Linked DNA regions of Mus musculus: region 2 is linked to region 1. Evidence: chromatin loops called from intact Hi-C (ENCODE). Cell type or tissue: gastrocnemius. All regions are shown on one strand.

Region 1 (2,500 bases):
TTGCAACTTTTCCTCTTTGAATCTCAAGCCATTCTATAATCTCTATTTTGTCTTTCAGCTGACACACAGACTGCAACCTTCTGCTACCGAGGCAGTGAGCACTCACAAGGCAGAGAGAGCTCACATGGATCTTCTTGTTCTGTTGTCACTGGGCCACTTGCAGGAACACTGCTTTCTTTTTCCCTAACCATCTGACACATCTGACTTTGTCCTGGTTTTGAAATAATTTTCCTTGGGGAGTTCTCTCTCACCAACATGTAGGTTTCAGAAGAAGAAGGGCTTTGCTGTATCTAAGTTACACAACTCCTTGTGTGTGTTCCAACTGTGTGGCAGCTCCTGATTCCACTCATCTGGTTCCACTGCCCACCCCACCCATCCTTCCTTCTCGTTGTGTTACACAACAGGTAAGATGCTCTGCCAACCTCTGGGTGACCATCCTAAAGCCTGAGGTCACCTTCTCTCTCGTTTTTCCTTGTCCTTGGGGAGAGTAAAGGCACAAAATCTGTTCCTACGTTGTTTAGTCTTTTGATATTAGTGGTGGTGCTTTGGTTGTGTTGCTTAGTACTGAGGGTGAGACCCAAGCCCGCCAGCAATTGCCCACAGAACCACATCCCGCCCCAGCTAGTATCACTGCTGTGATATGTACTTCTCTAAGGAAACTGCTGTTATGGGTCCACTTGCTGGAGAAAAGAGATAGGTCAGCTATTTAAGCCTCATGTCAGCCTCAAGTCTGACAGTGTCACCCAGGCTACCGAGTGAGTAATGTAACATAACATAACAATAGGAGTATCAGTCCCTCCCTAACTGCGATGGAGAAGGAAGTTATCCCCAAGATTAAACAAGGACTCAGGGGAAGAAGAGCAGAGGGAGAACGGGTGAGGCCAGCCAGAAATCCTGGTAGAGGAAGTGGCACAGTGTAAATACCCTAGACTCCCCTAAAGGACAAGCTTATGTGAGACTTTCTGCCCAACTCCCCTTCTCCTAAGAATAAAGTCTGGCGTACTCTCAACTCTTGGCTTGCCTTACGTTTCTGGGCTCAGACCCAAGTGAGGGCTGAGGATAAGGCTTGTTTATGATCAAACCTTTGAATCCATTTCCCCTTTATTCTTTGTCCCTAGACTTGTCTCAGTTGATTTTGCAGAGTCCTTTTTTTGTCCACCTTCCTTGCACACTGATGTGGGGTGAGAAGCAAGCAGAGTAGGCTGCCCATTTCTGGGCTTCTGAAGACTAATTTTATGACAAACTTCCAGTAATCAGGCAGTGATATGAATATAATATCTCTCAAACAGCCAGTGTAGGCGAAACACTTGGGTGCTATCAAATTATCATATGTAATATGTAACAGAGGCAAGAAAATCTTCAGACTCAAGCCTTCTGGGGCGATGTTTGAAATTCTCACAAGCCACCACTAGAGGGCACAATAGCACCATCAGTCAGTCCAAGCACCTCGGTCCCCAACCCCAGCATATATTAGTCTTTCAAAAACCAGTTTAAAAGAAGAAATGGGGGAGGAGAGAGAAAGCCCAGAAGCAGGCTAAATGTTGCCCAAGAATCCAAAATACATACCATAGGGCTGTGTGCTTCCAGTTAAAAATTGACAAATATGAGATAAACAGGGATCCAAACCAGCTAACGGGGTCAGGGGTGAGGGATAAAAGGCTCTGCGCAGGCCCAGCTGTGGACTCCTTTGAGAAAAGTAACCAACTGAAGAACTGTTTCAATTCAGTTTTTACACCACAGGCCAACTTTCCTAAACTTTCAAGTGGGCTTCAGTAAAGTTTAAACCATCTAGCAGCTATATAATGAACAAAAACAGAGCTGTATGTACTCTGGGAAATAAAGCAAAGTGTCTGGACCAGAAAGATGGTTCCGTGGGTTAAGGCATCAGCCACTGTGCAAACCTGACAGGTCTAGTCCTGGAATTCATGGTGGGAGGAGAGAACTGACTCCTGAAAGTTGTCCCCCGACTTCCACACAGGTGGTGTGGTGGTGGTGGTGGTGGCGGCACACGCCTTTAATCCCAGCACTCAGGAGGCAGAGGCAGGCAAAGGTCTGAGTTTGAGACCAGCCTGGTCTACAGAGCAAGTTCTAGGTCAGCCAGGGCTACATGGAGAAATCCCATTTCTGGAAATAAAAAAATAAAAAATAAATAAAACACAATAAAGGGTGGGCTGGGGATATAGCTCAGCAATAGATTGCTTGTCTAGCCTGTCCCAGAAACAAGTAGGAAAGACAGACATGGGGGTTGAACTCTAGAATTGTGATTGTGGCTTCCATAGTCTCAGTAGGACCCCTGCTTTCCCACGCTGTGACAGATGAACTTGGTTCTTCCCAAACCCTTCATGTGACTTCCTAGCAGAGGCAAGCTTTGAGATAGAGTCCAAACAGACCCAAACCTTCCACTAATATGCAGGTTGAGAAATGGGGTGCTCTCTCTCTCTGTGTCTTCACTGAACATTGGTCAAACTCAAATGAGGTGAAAGACAGTTGACATCCCAAC
Region 2 (2,500 bases), 220 kb after region 1:
TCTGTGTGTGTGTCTCCTCACCCCGCAACCCCCCCACACCCCCATATATGCCTTTCTTCAACTACTGATCCTACATGCTGTGTTTGAGATTTATCTGTGGCTACCTGTCCAGCTGGAAAATTTCCCCACCTTTTAATTCTCTAACGAGAAGAGAAGATGAATCCCATCTAGACCCCTGGAGACAACACTGTGTCAATGTGGTTGCTGGGAAGGAAATCTCGGACTTTGTACCTTTGCAAGAGCAGCGAGTGCTCTTAATTCCGAGCCTCCTCTCCAGTCCGAGCGTTCCAATTTTTCAAACCCGCAGTTTGAAAGAAAACGAGGAAGAGGCGCCAGAGTGCAGATTGAAACCCGTGGCTGGTGGTGTTTACTGCTTGAAGGGACCAGAAGTTCATGGCAGCCTGGCTGGCCTGAGAAAAACCTGTTCTGCTTAGGGAAAAACCCAGCGGCAGCAAAACAAGAATTCTGGCCAGAACTCTGAGGTGTGTACCACCCCCATCCCGCCTTCCTCCTCAAGGTGGGCTTGCCCCGAATTGGCAATGCAGCACCCTGTCTGTCTCCCAACAGCGATTTTTTTTTTTGAAGTGCAAGCTCCCCGAGAGTCAGCTCTGCCGTGCAGACTTTTCTAGACACCAGCGCAAGCTGGGCCACGTGCAAGAGAGAGAAGGAGGGCAAAAGGAAGACAGCTCAGCCGGCTGGCCTTGGCCCTTGAAGAAAACAAGCCGCGGCAGGGGAAGAAACATAGTGTTCCCTACAATCTGATCAACTGTGCAAACCTCTGGCTTGCATACCGGGGGACGCCAAGGCCCAGAGGCGAAGCTGATTAGACCAGGCAGGAAAGAGGAATTGGAGATTGTTCCGGGGCAGATGAGAAACAGGTTATGAGGAAGGGAGTATTGCGTGTGTGCGTGTGTGTGTGTGTGTGTGTGTGTGTGTGTGTGTGTGTGTGTGTGTGTGTGTGTGCTCGCGTGCCCGTACATATGCTCAGTTTGAGCCTGTGTGGGGGTGAGGAGGATGCTGCCCCCAGGAGGAGACAAATGCATAACACTGTTTGTGCACTGAGATCCCAGCTCCTAGGGTGGCCTCTGGCAACTGCTGAGGCCTCACAGCGAGAAATCTGGAACAACAAAGGCTGAAGGACAGAAAGGTCTCTGGCCAGAGGGGCTGCTGGCTTTCCAAGGCCAAGAACTTTACTTCAGAGGGACAGGGGACAACCAACTAAGGGGCTGTGAGGTGAACAGAGTTTGGAAAGAAGGAAGCCAAGGAGGCCGCGGATGTGCTGTGTGCAAGGCGCAGTGTGAGGCTCATACACACGGGGGTCACACTACGAAATTGCACTCAATCATAAAATGGGAAGCAAACAGCTCTTTTCCTTCCCCCAGGTCAGTGACACCTTGCGTTGCATAATACCACACCAGCCCCATTTGTTTATAAAGTTAACTAGAAGCCAGCCGGGGAATTTAGTCATTGTGAGACAGTATAGAACATGCATTTTAGTTTAGAACTCAGAGGATGATGTTCAGGAATGTGAAGACTGTAGTAGTCCTCAAGTCTTTGCCACTACCCCTGGAATGTCCTGCTGGGCACCTGTCATACCAGCGGACACCTTTTTCCGCTGCCTCTACTCTATCGCCACCTGCTGGCTCTGACTGCATAACAACATAGCTTGCTCCACTCAACTTGCCTGTTTGCCTCTCCACATTTCTTCAGTCTATTTTTTTTAAAGGCAAGACTTTAATTTATTCATGAACAAAACCCAACAAAAGCTAAATACTTCTAAATTTATAATATATCCCCCATTTGAAAGGCCACACTTGCTGCAGTTGTTTGAGCCCATTATTTGAAATATACAGGAACACTATATTTAAAAAAAAAAACTCACAATCTAAAAATGATGATTAAATAACAAGAAAATATTTTAAATAAGTCAATATTATTGAACATATGTTTATAGAAGAGAGTCAGTTTTATATGTAGATACCCACCTAGGATTTTTGAATTTTATTTTATTTGTATAGCGACAGGGTCTCGCAGCTTTTCCCTGGCTGGGCTGGCACAAGTCGCGCTGCTTCTTCGTCTTGCCAAGCACCCTCAGCATTGTTTTCAGACAGATCTGGCTCTCTGTTTCTTGTATAGCCTCTTCTCCGTTGAATCTTTCCCCTACAATTTTCTTTCTTGTTTAAATTATGAAATTCCATTGATCTTTGTTGTTGCTTCCTGTGGGTTTTTGTTTGCTTGTTTATTTATGTGTGCAGGCATGCACGTGCAACAGTGTGTTCGGGGGTAAAATGCCAAGTCTCTGGGGTTGGCTTTCTTCTTTCCCCCGGTGGGGTCCGGGACTTGAGCTCTGTCTCTGGGCTTGCCTGTAAGGCCTTTACCCGCGGCGGAGCTGTCTCAAGAGTCCTTTCTACCGCTTTAGAGGATCTACCTTCCTTCCTCCACATATTTAGAACATGTTGCAGAAAGTTTGGTTTGGTCCTGTGTGAGAGACACAATGTGG

Evidence for each region. A loop is a pair of places that touch in the nucleus more often than their neighbours do. Peaks named below come from ENCODE experiments on the same cell type or tissue, not always from the same donor. Only the 100,000 strongest peaks of a DNase experiment are listed, where the experiment ranks them.
Region 2: it touches region 1 in a loop (9-fold over the local background); 38 of 42 quality-filtered maps call a loop at or near these places.

What each region holds. Positions count from the first base shown.
Region 1 is chr1:153,893,703-153,896,202 of GRCm38, forward strand. It overlaps Gm38440 (a long non-coding RNA gene), which reads right to left. Exons shown (of 2, transcript XR_387481.3): 2 at 22-2,500. Among named protein-coding and RNA genes, the nearest start is that of Teddm1a, 3.3 kb to the left of the region's middle. In gastrocnemius, a CTCF peak has its summit at 1,411 (motif pointing right); a DNase peak (open chromatin) is centred at 1,409; H3K27ac peaks cover 348 bases.
Region 2 is chr1:154,117,209-154,119,708 of GRCm38, forward strand. It overlaps LOC108167736 (a long non-coding RNA gene), which reads right to left and starts at 645. Exons shown (of 4, transcript NR_168298.1): 1 at 232-645. In gastrocnemius, a CTCF peak has its summit at 1,043 (motif pointing left); DNase peaks (open chromatin) are centred at 404, 716, 1,037, 1,620 and 1 more place; H3K4me3 peaks cover 1,311 bases; H3K27ac peaks cover 1,608 bases.